2 separate regions of the Homo sapiens genome follow, and region 1 is linked to region 2. A link is a loop called in an ENCODE intact Hi-C map of the cell type or tissue named here. Cell type or tissue: heart right ventricle. All regions are shown on one strand. Each heading gives the region's core, and the rest is flanking DNA. Links, peaks and the distances in the headings are about the cores only.

Region 1 (11,963 bases), core at 5,847-8,346, 110 kb before region 2:
CAGTATCATTTTTTGTTTACTATATTCATCAATGTCCTTAATGTGTTTTCCTTTTCTTTTATCAGGAAGTTCTTGAATTTGCTTATTTTTTCTCTTGCTCTAAAAATTCCTCAATTTACGCAGATACCCGGGATTTATATTCTTGTGTTGCTCTTCCTCTTATTTTTTTCCTTGATGCCATGTTCCAACATCTATGCAAACACTAGCTATTGTCAAATGTCATAGTGCCTTTAATTAATTTTGGAGATTTTATAAACTAGACACTAGACGATAAATTTTACTAAAATATTTATATTTGTATAAACAGTCCTTTCAAATCTCTGACATAACCTCCTTCACTTACATGAAACAATATGTCACAGGAATTGCTGTTCTAAAAAATATAAAATGAAGTAATATAAAAATTAAACTTAGTATTTGCTTAAAGATAAATATAAAGACAAATAATTCTGTAAATGAGATTACCAAGTACATTTGAGGTCTTAAACTACATTTTGTGCAAGCATATACATTTGGAAGAAGTGTTAGGCCCCTGGACATAAACCATGCATTTAAGAAAGTTAGCATTTTTATTTCATTTTCCCTAAATACTCAAAAGTTTTTGTTAAAATCAATATATGAAATAGCAACCCTAAGATTTGAGGGGATTTATAATCATACATAAGTGCCCTAAGACAAAGTTTTAGGCTCAGCTTCAACTTTTTTTCTTTTTTTTGAGACGGAGTCTCGCTCTGTCTGCAGACTGGAGTGCAGTGGCACAATCTCGGCTCACTGCAACCTCCGCCTCCCAGGTTCAAGCGATTCTCCTGCCTCAGCCTCCTGAGTAGCTGGGACTACAGGCGCGCACCACCATGCCCAGCTAATTTTCGTATTTTTAGTAGGGACAGAATCATTCTTAAAAATTTTCCACAAGGGAAACTGTGGTAACTGTGACATGATTAAAATAAAATGTATCAAGCCCTGACTTTGTGTTAGGTAGGCACTGTGCTCAGTGCTTCTTCTTAGTAATTTGTATAATCACACTGTGTGGTGTGGACTCTGATGATTGGCGTTCTATAAATCAGGGCTCTAAGGGTTCAAATAGTTATGGCTTTGTCCCAGATCACATGGGAATGTAGTGAGGCCAAGATCTGAACCCAGAAAGTTTACTTTTAACCACTGGTGTACAGGACTTTTTAAAGTCTTAATTTAAAATTTAATTAAAAAGCTATATGTGCATATTTAATGTAGTAAAAAGTAAAAAACGACTAGCAGGTTCTGAAGAAAGCAGCATGTTTTCCACCCCGGAGTTCACCTGTTCAGGAGCAACCATTTCCATCTCTTGCAGCTCTTTCTTCTGGTATTACTTCTACCCTTTTTAATTTTTTGAGACAGGGTCTTGCTCTGTCACCCAGGCTGGAGTGCAGGGGTGTGATTATGGCTCACTGCAGCCTCAAATTCCTGGCCTCAAGTGATCCTTCTGCCTTGGCCTCTCGAAGTATTAGGATTACAGGGGTGAGCCGCCACATTCAACCTATTTCTATATTTCTCAGTAATATATAACTTCTCTATTTCTAAGTAACATAGCTACTGCTTGATTTGTCCATACTTTATGAATTCTTGTATAGTAGAGAAGAAATAAACTTCTACATGGCTGACTGAACTCTAATGACTGTTACAGTACAACTTAGAGCTAGGGTAATAATCACTGTTCTCATGATTATGGTTATTTAATATTTTTCACATTTGAGGAACAAAATATACTATGGTTATGTTTCTTTTCTTTTTTTTTAGACAGAGTCTCAGTCTGTCGCCAAGCTAGAGTACAGTGGCGCGATCTCCGCTCACTGCAACCTCCGACTCCCTGGTTCAAGCGATTCTCCTGCCTCAGCCTCCCGAGTAGCTGGGATTACAGGCAAGCACCACCATGCCCAGCTAAATTTTTGTATTTTTAGTAGAGACGGGGTTTCACCATGTTGGCCAGGATGGTCTCGATCTCCTGATAACTCATTTTCCTGGATTTTACAATCCTCTCTCTCTCTCTAATTTATAATGCTTGCTTCTATTATCTCTCTTATTGAACTAATAAAACTCCTTCCGGAGTGGTTAAGCCCATCAGATAATCTAGCCCCTCCTGGCTCCTCCTGGAAACATCCCTCCTAGAGCACCCAGAGCCCCTGCTCCCATCTGGACAGGTGCTGGCTTGGCTGCAGTACAGCTGTCATCAGGGACTTTCCTGCACCTTCACTCTGGGAATTCCCTTTTTCTTTCTCCTGAGTTGAATAGCATTTCCCCTCTTGCTTTAGTGCGTGTAGCATATGCAGCATATATAGCATAGTAGTACGTAGCCTGTGTAGCAAGTATGAAGTGTATTTTCCTCTCACTTTCATGTATGCAGCATACCTTTCATTAGCTTCCTGAAAATGGGTACATAGGAGGTAAAATTTGTAGATATTAAGTGGCAGGGTATAAAATTCTAAATTATAAAGAATTTTTCTCCGCTTTCTGAAGTTAGAGCCATTGTCTTCCAGCTCCCAGTATTGTTTTGGAGAAGCCAGAGTTTATTTCATCCTGGAAACCTTTAGGATCTCCTTATCCCTTGTGTTTTGCAGTTTTACAGTGTGGCTTTGCTTTGTTTTACATTTTCCTGGGCACTCATACAGCCCTTATCATCTGCAAATGCATGTTTTTCATTTTAGATATATATATGAATATATATACACACACATATGTGTAATGTGTGTACACATATACGTGTAATCTTCCACAAAGTAAACAAAAAGATAAATATATGAAAAATAGGAGAGAAATATAGACATAAACATAATAAAATTAACAATAATGCGAGAGTTTCAAAATCCAATTCAGTTATTTTATAAAAGTCCCCCCAAAAAAGAATAAAGAAAATGGAGAGGAGAAAATTAACATCGTAGTAATGTAACAAAAATATAAATATATATTTAATAATAAATATATAAAATATATTTTTACATTACTACATTATTTATTTCATAATAAACATATATTATTTAATAATAAATATATATATTACATTACTACTATGGTAATTTTCTCCTCTCTATTTTCTTTATTTTTTTTTAGCAGGGGACTTTTACAAAATAACTGAATTGGATTTTGAAACTCTGGCATTATTGTTAATTTTATTATGTTTATGTCTATATTTCTCTCCTATTTTTCATATATTTATCTTTTTGTTTTACTCTGTGGAAGATAGTCTCCATTCTGAATGCTTTTTTTAAAGAAAAATGGCATCCTATCATTTTATGAATGCAAAACCTCTCATTTCTGTGAGTTTGTTTGTTTTGTTTTGTTTACATTTTCTTTCTCTACAATGTGTTTCCTCTGATTGTTCCTTTCTTTATTTCCCTCTATTTATTTTTTTTTCTTAATGGTAGAAGCTTTCTTAAGTGGTGAGGATTCTTGCCTACCCACACATATTCAAGAATGAGTCAGCTATAGAAGCTGTGTATGCACCTAAAGTATGTCAACTGGGAGGCTTCCCTGTGGAGAGTTAGGCAGGGGTCTGGCCTTTTCTGGGTTACCTTAAGTATCACTAATTGAAGGTACTTTTTGCTTGTCTGATCAGTTCTCCAGAAAGGATGCTCCAATCTCCTGGCTAGGGTGTAAGCCTGGGTACTGACATAGTGGGAGCCAAGCTGGGGAAGCGGGCTGGGAGCCCTAGCATTTGGTATTGAGCCAGTCACATCATCTCCCCATTTTTAACATAGTGACTCTAGCCTCCACGGTGTCCTGATCCCCAAACCCAGAGTCCCTCTGGTTTGCTTTCTCCAGAGAGTAATCATCTGATCTTCTACCTGAGTAAAGGAAGCAGAGTTCCCTGGCTGGCTGGGCTTAGGAGGAATCTGCCAGTCTCAGCACACCTTATTCAGATTTTCAAGTAATCTTCCATTTTACAGCTCAATAGGCAACTCAACTTTCAGCTTCACCTGATCTCCACTTTCTGAGCCTTCTTCGAACTCTGTGGCATGAATCAACTTTCTCCACCCTCCATTCTGTTAACAACATCACTGATCTATCCACTTTCTATCTTGCAAAATTATGTTGGATGTCTGTCATCTCTACCATTTTCTCTCCTGTTCTCTTTGCCATTGTGGTTTTAACCTTTTTCCCTCTCTACCATCATTTTATTGGGGTTTTAGTAGTAGGTGGGGCTATAAATACATATGATCAATTTGCCATATTTAACTAGATATTTTGTTGATTTTCATACACTTGTGAAATTACGATACCCGCCATTTGCATTTCAACTCATCACTATAGACATCATTACCATGTTCTCTGGAAGAATCTGGGAAGCCGGATGCCAACCAGGATCCCTACAATTCAATCATCAGAATCTCAAACATCACCACCCATCAGAAAACTTTAATTTCATAAAAATTGAAAAACGTCTTGCTAACAGTTTTTTTAAAGCAATGGAATATAGTGTATGTTTCAAGATAGCTAGAAGAGAAGATTTTGAGTATTGTAAGAAATGATAAATGTTTAAAGTGATAGATATGGTAATCAAATTACCTCAGTTTGTTTGATTATTACACTATGAAAATATGCATTGAAGCACCACGTTGTACCCCACACATATGTACAATTACTATATATTCATTAGAAAGAAAAAAATTTTAATGATAATTTTAATATTAAAAAAACCTCAACACCCAAAACTGTATTTTGACACCTATTTCATTGGCTTAAATAGTCTGTAAAATGAAGTAAGTACATAAACTATAAGATTTTAAAAATAGGAGGTATTTACATTTTATAGCATTTTAAAATTAAGCAACTTTGCTGCAATGGCCTAAATGTAATGGAGAGAACCAGAGTGTGGATAGAATATTCAAAGCAACCTAAATGCATGGAGTAACAATACCTCTAGCGGGGGATTTACAGTGTTTGCTATTGGCAACTGGAGTCCGATATACTTAGCAAGGATAAATGAGGGGGCCTGGCACAGTGGCTCACGCCTGTAATCCCAGCACTTTGTGAGGCCGAGGGTGGGCAGATCACTTGAGGTCAGGAGTTTGAGACCAGCTTGGCCATCATGGCGAAACTCCGTCTCTATTAACAATACAAAAATTAGCCAGGCATGGTGGTGCATGCCTGTAATCTCAGCTACTTGGGAGGCTGAGGCAGGAGAATCGCTTAAACCTGGGAAGTGGAGGTTGCAGTGAGCTGAGATCGCACTACTACACTCCAGCCTGGGCAACAGAGTGAGACTCTGTCTCAGGAAAAAAAAAAAAAAAAAGAAAGAATAAATGAGGGAGGGAATGGGAGGTGAAAATTTCTTCTGTATACATTTTCCAGGATCATCCCTTTTTGCTTTGTTGGGTTGTACGCCGCCAGTGAGATATTCTGTCTTTGCTACACACATGAAAGTGGAATTACTGTGTGCGATCTGCAGGTCATGCAATCCTTTTTGCAAAACAAAATTTTTTCAACTTGAAAAATTCTAAGTATGCCTTGTAATCTTTCCCCAAACACTATACACAGGAAAAAAAGTCGGGGGCAGGGGGGCTCCTTTCAGTCCTGTCTAAGTGTATGGTAGTGGGCTAGGGCTAGTGACTCTCAAATAAATAAACCAATCTGTTAGCACTGTTTTAGATACGTAATTGCAACTCCACCTTACCTACCATCTTAGAAGGCTTCTTGGTGGATGGATGACACTAACTGTACAATGGCACAACCATCTTTGTAAGGCTGAACTCTGCAGTGACATGGAACCTGTTGGCCTCAATCGCCTGCCTAGGCAAAGCCCCCTTCCTCACCAGTCCTGCCTAGCTCCCTGCTGACCTTCCATCTCCAGGCACCATCTCATGCCCACCCCATCATCCTGGCCAGGAGGACAGATATTCCATGGCTTATTAATTCCATTTCCATTTTAAGTCTTACCTGCTGCTCATTAAGCTTTCTCTGTATTTCTTCCGAGTTACAGGAATCGTAGACTATTGGCTTGGCCAGCTCTGACTCGATGTGAGCGAGCCAGGTCCTCAGGCTGCTCATGTTCTTATCAAGCTGCTGCACGGCTACCAGGGTCTCCTTCAGCTTCTTCACCCTGTGGGCAGAGAAGGGGGAATGTCCCACTTCAGCGAGAGGCCCACTCATGTTTCTCTAGCGTGCAGAGGAGAACACTGGGCTTTAACAATCTTTTTAGGCAGAGTTAGAAACTCATGTGGAAGAAGCCAAAGACAGAAGACAAAGGAGGATAGAAATTAGAGATGAATACAGACAAAGGAGCAAGGATGCAGAGGAGGCAGGGGTCCAGGGCACAGGAGCAGAGATAGATAAATTAGTTTTGAACACAGTTTTCCCAGTGTGAGCAAGGTGTGATCAGAAGTTTGGGAAGAACCACAGGTAGTATTTCTCAACTCCATTACTACCTACTTACAGCAAAAATCAATTATTGACTCCCTGTTAAGAGCCTGACATGGCTGAGTGTACACAGATTGCTCTAAAGAGAAAGGTCATGGTGATAATAAGCATATGATCAATGATCTATTAGTGCCCTTATTTAAAAATTGCTGCTACCTTTAGACTATGAGTCTCGCCTTTTGGTTCAGGAAATATGGCCACCTAATTGGCACTGCTCATAACAGAGGTAAACAGCAGATGAGCAAAATACTTCAAGCTGCTAGGGTGTCATCTTGGCTCAACTGAAGAGGTATCTATCTTCTTGAAAATATGTCAAGAGCAACATGACTTGTAAGACTCTAGGTTTGTGATACATTTAAAGGCAGGGATCTGCAATAGAATGTTCTCAAAGATTGACAACTTATACACTTAGAGTCATCAGATATTCGCGCCCCCTCCCCCACCCCCACATTACTTCCAGGCATTTAAAGAAGTGATTCTCAAGCTGGGATTGTCACACAGTCAGTGGAGGGTGCTTTCAAACCACAGGTGCCAACTACCAGCCACCACCGCCAGGTGGTTCTGATACGTTTCTCTGATCAAGACACACTGTTCCGAAGAAAATGTCTCATAATCAAAGTATTTTGAACATTTGATTTATTTTTAGTTGCTTAAAATTGTTATCATCACTTCTGTTCCAGTTTCAATAAATCAATGTGTCTCTCTCAAGTGAAAATGTAGTCATTTGACAACATGATCGCTTTTCCTTTTTGTCATTTTTCCTCAAAGCACTGTCATATAAATGCTCTTAAAGGATTTTCACTATGGTCAGCTGTTAATAATATCTATATTTTAATAATTGTAATTAATAATTCTTCTATTTGAATAACATTTTCAGTTTGTAAAAACCCTCAGGAACATTACCTTTTATTGTTTTAAAAAATGTGTATTTAAAAAATTATGTTCATATTTCACAATATATTCTTTTGGTAGAAAATGAAAATATGTTACAATGTTTATTGTGACTTACAATTCCACTCGAGATAAGATTTCCCCAATTAGCTTTATAAATACAAATTGTACCCTGTCCCCCAGACACTTCAAGGCATTGGCCTTGAACACTATTTCCAAGAACTTTTACATACAACTCACTCACATTTCTCTCATGGCTAAGACAAAATTCATCTGGGCATCAGTCAGTGAATGACAGTTTTATTATGGCTACTGGGTACAAAGCTCATGGAGTGCATTTGATCGACCACAGCATGGACATGGAATTTTACATGGCTCTGGCCATAGTGCCCCAGACTGAAAGAAGAGTTTACCATCAATAAACCCACTGGAAGAGGCCTGAAGAATGGCACACAGCACAGAGAGGTCCGTCCTGCTTTTACATCTGTAGGAATGTCTTCTCAGCAGCCTCTCCTGCATGACTTCAGATTTCGTAGGATCTGAACACTTACTAGGCTTGGGGATGGTAATGTCATCAGGGTTTTACTAGAGGTTGGAGTGCTTGTTTTCTCCCTTCCTTATTTTAGTTCCCTGGTATTATTCATGCATTAATTGGTCTCCTCCATGGTAACTTCCTTGGAAAGCTGGAAATGTGAATTTCTATATTTGGCTATTTCCCTACCCCGGCCATGCTAAACTCAGTGCTTTGCACTAAACTGGGTACTGTTTAAGTGGTTGCTAAACATTAATAATGAATATTCTAAGCGAATTGTGTTTATTTAATTAACATGTTTTCATTTTAAAATTTTTATTTGATATTAAGTGTGTATTAAGTTTTACTTCTAGATTCAACATTTGCCAGTGCTCTATTTGTCAAGTACTAAAATTCATTCGTTTTTTTGGTTCAAAACTCACAAATATGATCAAAAGATCCAAAGCACAAAAGGATGCAAGTAAACACTGTTCCATAGGACCGTCTACATTAGAAAAATAAATTACAGGATAGCTTTTGTAATATCGAATGAGTTCCAAGTCAGAGTGGTTAGTATGCAATATGTCAAGGGCATCATGACATGGAAATGTGTGTTCATATAGTCCATTAGGGACAAGTTCCTCTTTCAAGCAAATGTGTAAATTTAGTAAAGTCGACGGGGGTGAACATTTAAGCAGTTCTTTTTCATTTTTTTAAAAATTGTGTTTTTACTACAAATAGCAAAATACAGTGTGCATGTGTGCTGGGGGAGCAGAGGTGAGCCTGTAGGGCATGGGTAGTAGGATTAATAAGCCTTGGCTTATTAAACTTGACATTTATTTGCAGGACAGGGATCATTCTTTTTTTTAGGAGAAATGTCCCATGTTTCTTTCCATTATTTCTTTAAAGATAATTTTTGGGTGAAGCGTCACAGTATTTTTATTTATCTATCATCGTGAGAAGTCTGAGCAACATTACTTTTGGTAAGCATCCAGGATTATCATTCAAATTAGATACTTGCAGACGTCACATGTCTGGGTAAGTTTAGCAGCTTGATAAATCTGTAAGTCCCTGCAGCTTATGGTTCTTTCACAGTCCAGTGTGTATCACAGGCACTTGACCTTTCTTGAAAAGGATTCTACTATGAAATCCAAATGTCCAGCTTCTTAACACTGAAACACGTATATACAAACACACATAAATATGTATATACGTACTTACACATATATGCTTATATATCTATATATATTGTATCTATATTTCACCACTTTCCTTCAAAGTAATTTAGTATATCCATAACCCAAAACAAAACAAAAAGTCCAAATTCTAAATATAATAGAACAAAAATTACCATTGGGTAAATCCTATTCATTTGTAGAAATTTATCTGAGGGATGATACAGTAAAGAAAAACATATTAAAAAAATTCCTGTCATATTTTTATTCTAACTGAAAAAAATCATGAACTAAACATTTGCATAATGCACTAAATTACTATTTTAGACATTAATTTGTACACTTTGCACATATATTTTATAAGCTTCATATTAGGGACTAAAACTTACTGACAAGCACAAACAAAAGCAACTTTCTCAAACACACAGCATTTTCTAGAGCCCTGAAATAGTTTTATTTCATGAAAGGAAAGCTTTCAACTACAAAGCTGTGAACCAGCTAAGGCTAAATTTCAGTTTCATCAGAAGCCCATCCTTTAAATAGCAGATGATGGACTAACTGAGTCTTTTTCTGGATCGCTTTCCTGTGTCTCAGCCTCTCTACTCTAGCCATACTCCTTGTATGACGCATACGGTCCAGAGACAACTGGAATACAGAGTCATAATAAAGTCCATTAACCTTTTTGTCCAGCTCTGCATGCCCAGTAGAGGTACTAGAAAACAAACCAACGAATAACTCTTGGGAGTCCACATGGCCAGCTATCTCCCAACACCAATCCTCTTCATGTAACATTGGCAAAAACAGTTCTGGATTAAGGCTTCCAGCGTCTATCCTACAAACCCCACGTAACATGAAAGCTATGTACAATGGAAGAAACTCAAGAAGATGCCTGCCTTGTGACATCGCAGTTACAATCTGGGAGATCTGCATCCACACAGCTGTCCTCTGCCATCCTCAGGGCACTCAGGTCCTCCGCCACCACCATGAAGCTTCCACTTGCAAAAGTTAGACTCTGCAGAGCAAAAAGCTATATCCTGCGTGGGGATGAAAGTTTCCCCTTGTCTGTGTATAGAAGTATGAAAATGCTCACTGTAGACAAATGTTGGTAGTCTCTGCCCGATAACATGACACTGGGCAGTGACAAGTGGTCATGTTTCTAAATAAAACCTACATTCATTAACATGTGCCAGGCTTGATCTCCTGGAATGTAGGCCACGAGTGTAAGAAGGGGAAAAAGCTCAGTGTAATCTGTAAGGAGGAGGAAGCTACAGGTCTAAAGAAAGGACAGCAAAAACAACATCGGCTGCACACACTCTGCTGTTCTGTAAGGACAGTCAACTTTTCTTGCGGGCAGTTTGTTATGCTGGGAAAGCTATTTAAAGAAAACAAATCATCCCACTGCAAACAAACAAAATGTCCACAAACACAGCAAATGGTAGTAGCAAAAGGAGTAACTTCCTTCTTTTTTGGGTTCAGTATGCCAGCTCGGTAGTGTATGCAAGAGTTTTAGGGGTTGTTTGCGAAGGTGGGAAAGTACATGCTCTTTATCTTTGAGTAGACTATTTGGGGAGGAAAAATAAGGAAGAAATATTATTCTCCCTTACATATGCAAAACTTTTGTCCTTTAAAAATAATCATGTAGATGACAAAAATAACATTTTCATTTTAAGACAATTAAAAAAATAACTATATTCATTTGCTCAGGGGGTCTTCAGGTAACTCTTTTTCTTTTGTGAATTTCAAGAGTTTCCAAACTTTCTGCACTAAGCAGATGATAATTTAATAATTTATACTTTTAAAGAAAATAAGTCCCCAAATTATTAATTCCTATAATTCAATAAAATATGATTAATGCTGGATGCTTTACATCCTTTAGGGGATTAAAAACTACACACAAATAAATAATAAATATTAAATAAATAATGAAAATTTGCTAAGTTCTTTCCAAAAAGGACTACATGATGATTTGTAACTAAAATAAAACAAAGCATCTGGTTCTGGTCATGTGAGTTGACTGTTTTTAAAACAGAACACTACAGGAAACACATTTTCTTAATAAAAGAAATACATTGGTGGCTCACGCCTGTAATCCCAGCACTTTGGGAGGCTGAGGTTGGTGGATCACAAGGTCAGGAGATCAAGACCATCCTGGCTAACACTGTGAAACCCTGTCTCTACTAAAAATACAAAAAATTAGCTGGGCGTGGTGGCGGGCACCTGTAGTCCCAGCTACTCGGGAGGCTGAGGCAGGAGAATGGCGTGAACCTGGGAGGCAGAGCTTGCAGTGAGCTGAGATGGCGCCACTGCACTCCAGCCTGGGTGACAGAGCGAGACTCCATCTCAAAAAAAAAAAAAAAAAAAAAGGAAATACACCTGCCAGCCTGGGTTACAAAGTGACACCTCATCTCAAAAAAAAAAAAAAAAAAAAATCAAAAGATTATCCAGGCACAGTGGCATGCATCTGTAGTCCCAGGTAATGAAGTGGGAGGAAGACTGCTTGAGCCCAGGAGGCTGAGGCTGCAGTGAGCCATTACTGCACCAGTGCACTACAGCCTGGGTGACAGCGCAAACCCAATCTCAAAAAAAAAAATAAAAAATTAAAGAAAACTGCATTTTATATAAGAAATAAATTCTAGAAAACATAGTACTTAAAGATATTGTACTGTGAATTCTTTTATAAAACAATCATTCTTCTTATATTAATGTATTTTTAGTAATCAGAAATGAAAATATTTTAAACTTTGATTAAAGAAATATATTGGTTATGAATCTACCACTATAGGCAACTTTGTTTTTTTCTTGATTATGACTAACATTTTAAAAAACCTGAAGTCTTCAAAACATTTTATTGTCATAATTTCCTTAGTTTAATTTCTTTTACCTTATTTAGTTTACCTCATGGAGTTAAAAAATTTGAAATTTTTTTCATGCTTATTATTGTTAGCATAATATATGTATTCCAATGAACTAAATATGAGACAAGGCAAAGCTCTAAAGAT
Region 2 (11,963 bases), core at 383-2,882:
CTCATTCACTACTTAATAAGCACTCACTAGACACTGTTCTAGAAGCTGGGAGTGTTTTGGAAGCCAGATGAGGGCCCTGGTGGGGAGTTAGACTATAAACAAACAGATAACTGAGCTGAAGATAAGGCCTACAGAGACTGATAATGGGATAGAAAGTTTTAGGGAGGCCTAAGGAAGCATCTTTAGAAGAGACAATTGCACTCTGCATGACGAGAGACCACCAGCCTTGCAAAGATCTAGAGTGAGGGCATTCAGACCCAGGGAACAGTTGGCACAAAGACCCTAAGGTGAAAGAAATTTGCCATTTCAGAGAGAACAGAGCAGTGAAGAGGACAGCAGGGCTGGCGTACCATGGGGCAGAGGAAGGATATTTTACAGGTTGCTTCCACGGAGGAGCCTCCTGCCATCTATTTCTGGAGCTGCTGCTCGCCTGCCCCTGGTTGTTCTTTGCAATGTCTGAGCACAACATGGGACCCAGCCATTCCAGCTCATCCAACCTAACTGCCCACAGAGACCCTTCTCTCGCTCTCCTATTTTCAGAGTTTTATACTCACCATTTTAGGGAAATAGATGGGATCTGTTTACCTTTCTGTTTCTTCTTTTTTTCATTAGAATCTCATGATTAAATTGTCTAATAGACTTTATCTTTATCTTTGCAAGGCGGTGTCGGTGCTTGAAGCTAAATGAACAGTAAAAACCTGTAGGTAATAGTATATAAAACTTTCTCCCAGATTCTGAGCCCACCCGAGCTCAGAGGTACTTCCTTTCCTTTCAGATGATCCAGCCAGAGATTGCAGTTTAGGTAGAACAACGGGGGTGCAATGGTCTAATATATGCTAGTTGCATTTTGCAAGACCTTCAGAATGGGTGACTAGTGACACTAAATTCTCCACCTTCTGCGGAATTTCTCAAAGATAAGCAGTGATTTTCCTAGAGATGGGAAGTTTGGGTGGATGGGCATTCTCCCAGAACTGGAACCCATGATTTTCTGCATGAAAACAGATTCTCTCTCATCTAAGACTCCACCACCTTCTAAGAATAAGCTCTAAAAGATCCTGGTTCTTCCAAGCAAAGTTGAAACAGCAGTTCAAAAGGAACCCATAGAAAATGGCCTCAAGAAATCAGTGGACGAGACTGAAAGTTGTCCCCATCAGAGCTGCTCCAGCTGCCAAAGTAGTGGCCCTGGCCATGACCTGCTGACTTGCTTTTGTGGGATCCAGGCCACTTCCTCTCTGCTTTTCTCTTCAGCAAAAATTTGTTTTTCAGAGCCCGGCCTGAAGACTCCCTTGGAAAATTCTCCGAGCCCTGAGCCCAACACGCTCTTCTACACCAGTTACTATGGTCTGATTGAGAGAGGTTGGCTCAAGTTCCTTACACCAAATTTGGATTTGGAACACTGACAATCGAAATGTTAGGTCTTAACAACTTCCTCACTTTTATATGCACAGATATATATTCAGATTCTATGCGGTTAGACTCAGTTTTTCAGTGAGTGAATTTTTCTCTGAATGATTTAGTCATTGTGAAACATAAGACTTGGACCACAGGAAGCAAACCATGATTAAGAATCCAGTTCAAATTTCATTCTCTTTCCCCTGGGGATAAGAAGGTGCAGCCAGAAGGAATGTAATTATGGTAATTACTTTCTCTGAGGTGTGATAACAGTTTTCTGCCATGCCTAGGGAATGCAGAGGTTAGGCGGTTTCTGTCACCAGTCCCCACTGGGTGGGGCTACATAAACTTTATTTTGGAAATACTAGAACAGTAACCACTTTTGCCAGGAACATTCCTTGGAAGATGAATGAGGACTGGGCAGTGCTAAACATTACATAAAACATTTCTTTATAAAGCTTTTTATTATTTTATGGGGCAATCTCTCTGTTCTTTTAATGAATGATAATGTGTGAAAAAGACCCAGCTTCATGAAGATACCACGTAATTCAGGAGATCTTACTACATGCCCTTAAGATCTTCACATAGAGAAGCAGTCTATTTGATAGGAAACAAAAAAGCATAGTCATTCACTGATACCCATGCAAGTCAAATTAGTTAAAAGGAATGGAGGTAAGAGGTATTACCATCTCCCAGCTTCAGTAGCACTAAGTAATGGTGTGCTTACAGACTTAGGAAGGTATTCCAACCCTCCTGAATCATCCAAGCCCCAATTAAAGAGCATTAACATTGCTGAGGGCTGCATTTAATGGATGATTTGTTTTCTGCAATTAACTTTAGTTAATTTCAGATTAACTCCAAATTATTTTTAGTTTTCTACATAAAGGGACATGATCCTTTTCATGGCAATAATAATGTAAACAGGGCTCCTTTTCTTCCCACAGATGGAAAAACAATCTTCCAGGAAGCTCTAATTATTTTAAAAGATCTAGTAATATTTTATATGCTGGGAACTTCATTAGATGAAAGATGATGGAATTTATAGATAGTTTAAAAATAAACAGTAACCAATTTCCATGTAGTAAAACACTACCACATTTTTCTGTATTTACACTTCACCCAATGTGGGCAGGGTCAGGACTTGACTCAGTTTAAAGAATTCCCGTGGACCTGGGCAGGATCTGCTGGGTGTGGACACCACAGTGGTGTGTACATGCTCAGTCCAGCCCGCTAAGTCTCAAGCCTGGCCTTTCAGCATAGCAGAAGCTTCTTCGTCTCAAAGAATGTGATTTGGAAACAGTTGGTTATTGTTATTAATTATTTTAACTGCTGCAATTTGAGCATTTATTGTATTACTTGCATTTAAATCCTCACTGTTTTTTTTCTTTTTGATTATTTTTTCCACATGTTCTAAAGAATTTTTTTAAGTTAAATATTATTATCCATATTTTACAGATGAGAAAACTGATCCGTAAGAAAGTTGTGGAAAATTTAAGGCTCTTGCCCCAGGTCACCTCGTTAATAATGAATGGGAAAAAGATAAACAGATTTCAATCCTGGCTTGTGGATATGCTTTCTTTGGCACACAAATTATTTTAAAATTTTAGATTTAAATGTCAACGTTTAAAAGTTGGGAGGCTTTAGAAATAAATCCACATTCCCTATCTCTTGAAAAACTAGAAGATCCAGCAATGCCACTTGTAAATTCTTGTGTGATAATAGCTAGAGCTTAGTAACAGCTGCTTCTTAGACAGGAGACCAGCTTGCCAAGGGCCAGGCTGGGCCTGCTCCCCTCATTGGTTTTGCCCTTCCCAGGCCACGAGACCTTGGAATTTGTGGTTCCTGCCTTGTTTAATCCCTCTTGTGCTTGTGAGTGAGGATCAGGCCGCCCCTTCCCTTACTACCTGCCTCTAGCGGTAGGGTGGGGCAAGGGAGTAATAAGAGCTTTATAAATGATTGCTATCCTACCTAGGAAACTTTCAAGGCTTTCCCTTTATTTTAGCTTCTTTAGAAATTAAGTTCATTCAGAGATCACCACTGAAAATAGAAGAAAGCATTATATATTAGACCTATAATAGCTGTTTACAAAACTAGGTGAATTGCTGTCTACTTTTACAGCTAGAAAATCATTCTACTTCTGTTCAGTTTTAGTATGTGTAACCTTTTCTTTTGACTTTAATTACAAAGTCACATTGCATGTGCATTTTCAAGTGTGTAAATCCAAGTGAAAAGTTATATTTTTTATTTGCATCTATTTACCCAACACAGAGTTCAAACGTCTTTTCATATGTTCATTGTCCATTTATATTTCTTTTCCTGTGAATTATCTCTTCATATCTTTTGTCCATATTCTATTATTTGATCTTTCCTTATTGTTTTACAAAAGATTTGTGAATTGCATAGTTTCTTCCCTGTTTGTCTATGTCTTTTGTTTTATTTTGTGTTACTCATTCCTCCCTGTCTATGTCTTTCAATTTGGTTACTTTTTTGGGGGTGGGGAAGGGGGGTCATACAGAACTTTTTTATTTTTGTGTAGTAGTTTCATTTTTATTTGTTTATTTATTTATTTACTTATTCATTTTTGAGATGGAGTTTCACTCCTGTTGCCCAGGCTGGAGTGCAATGGCGTGATCTCGGCTCACTGCAACCTCTGCCTCCTCGGTTCAAGTGATTCTCCTGCCTCAGCCTCCTGAGTAGCTGGGATTACAGGTTCCCACCACCACACCTGGCTAATTTTGTATTTTTAGTATAGACGGAGTTTCACTATGTTGGCTAGGCTGGTCTCGAACTCCTGACCTCAGGTGATCCACCTGCCTCAGCCTCCCAAAGTGCTGGGATTACAGGTGGGAGCCATGGCCCATTTGTTTATTTTTTTAGTTGGCGTCTCACACTGTCACCCAGGCTGCAGTGCAGTGGCACAATCATAGCTCGCTGCAGCCTCAACCACCTGGGCTTAAGGGATTCTCCCACCTCCTCCCAGCTTCTCCCATCCCAGCTTCCTTAGTAGCTGGGACCACAGGCGTGTGCCACCACGCCCGGCTAATGTTTTTATTATTTGTAGAGATGGGGTTTTGCTATGATACCCAGGCTGGTCTTGAACTTCTGGGCTCAAGCAATTCTCCCTTCTTAGCCTCCCAAACTGCTAAGATTACAGGCATAAGCCACCAAGCCCTGCCAATGTATTAGTTTAAAAGAAGCTATAAAATTATGGGTTTGGGGTATACTGGCAAAGGTTTTCCCTATCCTAAGATTAAAAAAAAAAAATCATACATTGAGTACCTTGCAGACTTAAGTTTTATATTGAAATCTTTGATCCACCTGTGATACATTTTTCTGTAAAATATGGGGTAGAAAATACAGTTTATCACGTTTCAAGTGATTATTTACAGAGTGAGTCATATTTTGTCCACTGATTTGTAATGCCACCTAAAATATTTATCAAATTCCTTTACATACCAAATCTCTTTCTGGAATAGTTATTGTTTAATTTTCTGTTCACATATTTATTGCGCCAACACCAAACTATTTTAATTATTGTAATATTGTATTTTAATATGTGATTAGACTGGCCGGGCATGGTAGCTCACGCCTATAATCTCAGCACTTTGGGAGGCTGAGGTGGGTGGATTGCCTGTGCTCAGGAGTTGAAGACCAGCCTGGGCAACATTGAGAGACCTCCATCTCTACAAAAAATTAAAAAAATTAGCTAGGCAGGTGGTGCGCGCCTATAGTCCCAGCTACTCAGGAGGCTGAGGTGGGAGCATTACTTGAGACTGGGAGGCAGAGGTTGCAATGAGCTGAGATTGCGTCCCTGCACTCCAGCCTGGGTGACAGAGCAAGACCCTGTCTCAAAAAAAAAAAAACAAAAAAAAATCCACACACATATATGATAAGACTAATAATCCCTCAAAACTCTTCATTTTCAAAATTTTATATGGGATATTACATTATTCCTCTAACTTGTTTTTTGTCTATGTAAAAACTATAAATTCTCGACTTCTTTTTTTTTTTTTTTTTTTTTTGAGACAGGATTTCACTCTGTTGCCCAAGCTAGAGCACAGTGGCACAATCTCGGCTCACTGCAACCTCTGCCTCCCAGGTTCAAGCAGTTCTCATGCCTCAGCCTCCCAAGCAGCTGGGATTACAGGCATGCCCCACCACACCCGGCTAATTTTTGTATTTTTAGTAGAGATGGGGTTTCACCATGTTGGCCAGGCTGGTCTCAAACTCCCGACCTCAGGTGATCCACCTGCCTTGGCCTCCCAAATTGCTGGGGATACAGGCGTGAGCCACTGTGCTCGGCTGACTTCATTTTTTAATTTTTATTTTTTGTTGGATTCTTTTATGCTTTTCAATGACCTAACTTCATATTTTTAATAAGCCAGTCATCTTCCTAAATTTCTCCATTGCTTCTAAATAGTTTTTAGTTGATTAAGTTTGGTTTTCCATATCATATAATCATATCATCAGCAAAAAGCCGAAAAAAAAAATACATAGGTTAGTCCTAACAATCATCCTCACACTGAGAAAACAGAAGCAATCACAGTGAACTTCCATGAAGTTTCCGTTAACAATATTTATGTCCTACTTCCTACCAGTATTTGTATTCCAACATAGATGCTTTCCCTCCCTCCTCATTTTACTTGGAGAACAGATTGGCCTGGTCTCAACCATTATTGCAGGAGAAAGGTGTAAATGGTAAAGGAAGGCACAGTTTGGATTAGGCCACAAGAAGGAGCAGATGATACCATCAGATGCTTATAGGGTTGGGGCAGCTAATGGGCTTCTAAACTATTTGGTCCCTGGCTTACTTAGCAAGAAGGGTAGGGAAGACCAAACTCTGCACTCTTTTTTTTTTTTTTTTTTTTTTTTGAGACGGCGTCTCCCTCTGTCTCCCAGGCTGGAGTGCAGTGGTGCGATCTCAGCTCACTGTAACCTCTGCTTCCCAGGTTCAGGTTCAGGAGATTCTCCTGCCTCAGCTTCCCAAGTAGCTGGGACTACAGGCGCCCACCACTATGCCCGGCTAATTTTTGGTATTTTTATTAGAAACGGGGTTTCACCGTGTTAGCCAGGATGGTCTCCATCTCCTGACTTCATGATCTGCCAGCCTTGGCTTCCCAAAGTGCTGGGATTACAGGTGTGAGCCACCGCACCTGGCCTGTGTACTTTTTATCCTATCCGTTTCCTCCCCAACAAGAAGATTGTTCTTGCAATCACACTCCTTTTTCTTTTTCTTTTTTTTTTTTTTTTTTTTTTTTTTGTTATGAGACAGAGTCTTGCTCTGTCGCCCAGACTGGAGTGCAGTGATATAATCTCGGCTCACTGAAATCTCCACCTCCCAGGTTCAAGCAATTCTCCTGCCTCAGCCTCCCGAGTAACTGAGATTACAGGTGTCCACCACAAGGCCCAGCTAATTTTTTTTTTTTTTTGTATTTTTAGCAGAGATGGGGTTTCACCATGTTAGCCAGTCTGGTCTCGAACTCCTGACCTCAAGTGATCTGCTTGTCTCGGCCTCCCAAAGTGCTGGGATTACAGGCGTGAGCCACGGCGCCCTGCCCACATTCCTTTTTCACCAACTTTTCCTCTATTGAGTTATTTCCATCAACGTGTAAACTTATTATTTTTCTGATCTTAAAATGAAATACTCAAATTGTGATGAATGTAAAAGAAAAAAAGAGATAAAATTTTCTTTGACCCACTTCTCCTTATAGCTTATCTCATTCCTCTATATACCACTTTACAGCAACACTCCTGGAGTAGCCTTTACTTTCCCTCTCCAGTTCCTCTCCTCTCATTGTTACTTTCATGTCAGAGTGCTTTTTGCCTCCACCACTCCGCTGAACAGCTGTTGTTAGTAGTCCTAACAAAATCTATTTGCAAATGTTTGCCAAAGTCCAAGAGTGTAAACTTAAAGCTGCATGCTAAAATGTCAGCGTAAAGCAGGTACACACACAAGTACGCGTCACCGCCAACCTGTTCCTTTACCTGGCAAACCTTAGAAGGAGCACGTGAACAGTGTGCCAACTTTCAGCTGTGGGCCAGCGGCTGGAACCCTCACCTGCATGTTGAGCTGCTTATCATGCAGGGCTCTCTGCAGCTCCAGCAGGCTCCCCTTGAGCCTTCTCAGCTTTCCAGCCAGCTGCTCGGCCTCGTCCTTGGTGTGAGCTTTGCCCTCCAGCAGCAGGTTCTCATTGTGGACTGACAGTTCTGATAAAGCCACCACCTTCTGCTCTATTTCCACCAGCATATTCTGCAGCAACAGAAATAAGAATGAAACTCACACATCTCCCCAGCCTCTGCAAAGACTGTTTCCCACAGTGAAATACAGCCCTTTGGAGTCTTTTACGAAACGGACAGGCTTTCATGATTTTTTGTAGTTTTCCCACGGCCTTGACGAGTAAGTAGTCTGTAGGCTTTTTTTTTATATTTTTTAATTTATTTTTATTTTTTTAGACAGAATCTCACTCTGTCGCCCAGGCTGGAGTTTAGTGGAGCGATCTTGACTCACTGCAAGCTCCGCCTCCCAGGTTCACGCCATTCTCCTGCCTCAGCCTCCCGAGCAGCTGGGACTACAGGCGCCCACCACTATGCCCGGCTACTGTTTTGTTTTTTAGTAGAGACGGGGTTTCACCGTGTTAGCTAGGATGGTCTAGATCTCCTGACCTCATGATCCGCCCACCTCGGCCTCCCAAAGTGCTGGGATTACAGGAGTGAGAGCCACTGCACCTGGCCCTTTTTTGTTTTTGTTTTTTTTTGAGGGAGGGTCTTGTTCTGTTGCCCAGGCTGGAGTGCTTTGGCATGAACATGGCTCACTGCGGCCTCCATCTACTGGGTTCAAGGGATCCCCTTGCCTGAGCCTCCCATGTAGCTGGGATCACAGACATGTGACACCACACCTGGCTAAATTTTTTATTTTTTCAACAGAAACAAGGTCTCACTTTGTTGCCTGGGCTGGTCTCAAACTCCTGGGCTCAAACAATGCTCCCACCTCAGCCTTCCAAAAGTGTTGGGATTACAGGTGTGAGCCACTGTGTCTGGTGACTTTTAATTGTCTGTTATGGTATTAGAGGGGTCCATAAAAAATTTGCCTGAGCCTCTCAATTTTTCTTTTCTTTTCTTTTTTTTTTTTTTTTTTTGAGACAAGGTCTCCTCTAAAATGGAGACTAAATTAGAGAAAAAGAAAAATAGCCTTTCTTCTTCCTAGATAAGACTTAAAACAAAAAACAAAAAAGACTAAAAAAAAAAACAAAAAAAAGTTTTACTTTCCTTATAAATCATTGTTTTTATGTTAATTCTGCACCCTTTGAAATGTACTTTCTTCTTTATATTAAATAAAGTAATTTGTTAATGAGAAAAGATACTTCATTTCCCTATACAAAATCAAAATTAAGAATATAAAGTCAGGCTGGGTGTGGTGGCTCTCACCTGTAATCCCAGCACTTTGGGAGGCCGAGGCAGGCAGATCGCTTGAGCTCAGGAGTTTGAGACCAGCCTGGGCAACATAGTGAAACCCCGTCTCTCCAAAAAATACAAAAAAATAAGCCAGGCGTGGTGGCACGTGCCTGTACTCCCCGCACTTGCGGGGCTGAGGTGGGAGAATTGCTTGAACCCAGGAAGTCAAGGCTGCAGTGGGCTGAGGTTGCACCACTGCTCTCCAGCCTGGGTGACAAAGTGAGACCTTGTCTCAAAAAAAAAAAAAAAAAAAAGAATATAACATCAAACCAAAAAACTAGAACTAAGTAGAAGAGTAATACTTTTATTAAAATAGGAATTAAAAGATGATTTCCTGAGGATTATTGTTAAGAAATTAACATAATTCTGTGCAGGGTTGATTTTACCATTAGGCACAGCAAGTACAGTGCTGAGGGTCTGTGATGCTTTTAGAGCCCCAAGAAAATGTTTGATTTTAATTTCTTTTAAAATCAAAAGAAAAAAACTGAATATAATAATATGGAATACATCACAACAAATCTATTCCGAATCATGTAAGTCTTTGTACCACAGCAATTGTAAAACTGAAAACATAATTTTTAGCACTTCCATGGGGGAAACAGCCTACAAAAATGAAGTGCCCAGACCCACAAAGGACATCACGTGGTTCCAATTCTGTGTAATAGTCACCGTTATAATTAGTGTGCAACTGAATTCATATTAGATTTTAACTGACAAGATTTTAGCTGGCTTATATGTAAGATTTTAATTGAATCTAATTAAAATTTGAATTAATTTAATGTAGTAATTTAATATTAGATTTTTAAAAACTATTTTCTGGTGTGATTTAATATGTTTCCAGTTTCTTAAAGTAAGCTTGTCCAACCCACGGACCATGGGCCGCATGTGGCCCAGGACAGCCTTGAATGTAGCCAACACAAATTCAGAAACTTTCTTAAAATGTTATTTTTTTTTTGTAATTTTTTTTTAAGCTCATCATCTAGTGCTAGTGTATTTTATGTGTGGACCAAGACAATTCTTCTTCTTCCAATGTGGCCCAGGGAAGCCAAAAGATTGAACACCCCTGTCTTAAAGTATGGTCAAAACACTATTTTAATACTTTGGAAAAGTATTGAAATACATTACCTGGTTTATGGACTTTATGTGTTACAATAAAAACAGATATCTTCACAAGAGAGAGGTGGCAGTATGATAAAACATAACTTTGAAATGTTAGTTTGGGTGGTAACTTCAAGTGCCAAAAGGCAATGGGCTAATAGATGTTTCTTCTCAAAAAATAAACATTAGAAAGAAGATATAAAGAGCAGAAAAACTTGCATATGGCTAATTAATCTCTATCATCATGGCAAAGAATAACAGTGCTTTGGATACACATAGATAAGTTTCCTAAAGCATTAAAAAATCCGAATGATAATGATCAATATTATGAATCTCAAATCACAAATAAGAATAGCCAAAATGGTGTACCGTAAATTAAGAAAAAAGTTAGTGTGCACTAAGTAATGATTTTCACATATTTCCTCTGAGTCCAAAAAAAAGGAATATAAAGTTGTATATATTGATACTTAACCCTGAAGACTAGACAGGGTTTTCTAGATATTTCCTAGTTAATAAAATGAAAAAGCTTTTAAGGTATACTTCACCCATGTGCGAAGTCAAATATGAAGATCATCATTGAAGTTTGATGACAAGCATATGGGACTTCATTATCTATTCTTTATACTTATATGCATTTTTGAAAAATTCCATAATAAAGAGGTAAGAAAATAGCATTAGAATAAAGACTTTAATGCAATTACTCCTCACAGTAATTCCTAGAGCCCTAACATAGGTGGAAAACACATTCTCTGCTCCAAAAGACAGCCTTCCCATCTTCAGTCTCCCTGTTTGCCTAAAACTGACACTTGGAAAAGTTTTCCGAATAATATATCAGGATTAGAACCAAAATTGTAACAGAGCACCTAGAGATACTTCCTGTTGTGTTTATTTCCAGTCTGACTCACTGCTACTGATTCTCCCCATTGGCTTTGTATTCCTTAATAAGTACTAAATACAGATATTATGGTATTTTGGTATCTACAGTTTTTAAACATGACCTTTAGGAAGCCGGAGACACTGTGGTCAATGTTTTTCAAAAAGTGAGTCCAAGTTTGGATTTCATTTAAGCTTTTATAATGTATTACTTTTCTATTCTTTAAATGTATAAAGTCTATGGGTTGGGAAAAATCATATATCCACACCAAGCCTTTTTATAGTATGTTTTCTGTAGTTTAAAAAAATGTGCTTCATGATGTTGACATATTCCTTTGAGACCATTTTGGTACCTGGCAGTCCATAAGCTGGGCCTCCATGTCCATGGGCTCCTTGGGTGGACTCAGCGCAGTGTCCAGAGTGGCCTTGGTACTCAAGAGCCAGCTGTCCAGCTCATCGGCTTCACAGCGATACCTCTGCAGGGCCTGTTCCTGCCTTTGTTCCTCCAGCTGATCATTCAACTTCTCCTGTTGAATTCAGTAGAAGGTAATATAGATCACGCTAAGGTAAAATCTTGAGAATTTAACACAGTAAAGCAATGGTTCCAGGCCCTGGCTGTACATAAGAATCACTGGTAAAACTTTTAAAAATTTCCTTTGCTTAGGCCACATCCCAGAACAACAATCAGAATTTCTAGGGGTGAGTCTCAAAATTGGTATTTTTAAAAAGACTCCCTAGTGATTTTAATGTGTACCTAGAGTTGAACAAGGTATTCTCAAATAACATACCTATAGGACCAGGCAGTAATAGAAATGATGGAAATCAGTCAAGGATTAGAACAAAACAATGGCATAAAGCGGTTGGTAAATGGCAGTAGACACCGGACCTCTATTTCTGGGAAGAGTAGGGAGTGATGGAGACTGTGGCAAACTGAAAAACATGCGGCCTGTCTAAAACAGCAGCCACATACAGTTTCAGGCAATTGATCCCTGTGGGAAGCGGTGGCCCAGTGTTAACTTTCATCTCCAGTAAAGGGAGAAATCCAAATTTCTAGGTTAGCTCTCTGAGTTTTTCAATGATTGCAAATAATTCATGTTGAAAAAAAAATCGACGTCAATCGCTTCATTTTGAAACCCCCACAAGTTTTT

What was found. Hi-C counts contacts between places; a loop is a spot of excess contacts. Peaks named below come from ENCODE experiments on the same cell type or tissue, not always from the same donor. Only the 100,000 strongest peaks of a DNase experiment are listed, where the experiment ranks them.
Region 1: a loop joins it to region 2, with 2.0 times the contacts of the local background. A loop is called at or near these places in 8 of 110 quality-filtered maps.

What each region holds. Positions count from the first base shown.
Region 1 is chr6:152,158,256-152,170,218 of GRCh38, forward strand. SYNE1 (spectrin repeat containing nuclear envelope protein 1) reads right to left here. Exons shown (of 146, transcript NM_182961.4): 131 at 5,908-6,070. Among named protein-coding and RNA genes, the nearest start is that of SYNE1-AS1, 220 kb to the right of the region's middle. RefSeq lists an enhancer at 2,123-2,312 and a silencer at 2,383-2,432. In heart right ventricle, for the core only: CTCF peaks have their summits at 6,886 and 7,091; no DNase peak of the experiment used is centred there; H3K4me3 peaks cover 1,392 bases; H3K27ac peaks cover 1,442 bases.
Region 2 is chr6:152,270,639-152,282,601 of GRCh38, forward strand. It overlaps SYNE1 (spectrin repeat containing nuclear envelope protein 1), which reads right to left. Exons shown (of 146, transcript NM_182961.4): 97 at 11,169-11,342; 98 at 7,451-7,642. Among named protein-coding and RNA genes, the nearest start is that of SYNE1-AS1, 100 kb to the right of the region's middle. In heart right ventricle, for the core only: a CTCF peak has its summit at 1,697; DNase peaks (open chromatin) are centred at 1,212, 1,722 and 2,584; H3K4me3 peaks cover 599 bases; H3K27ac peaks cover 2,500 bases.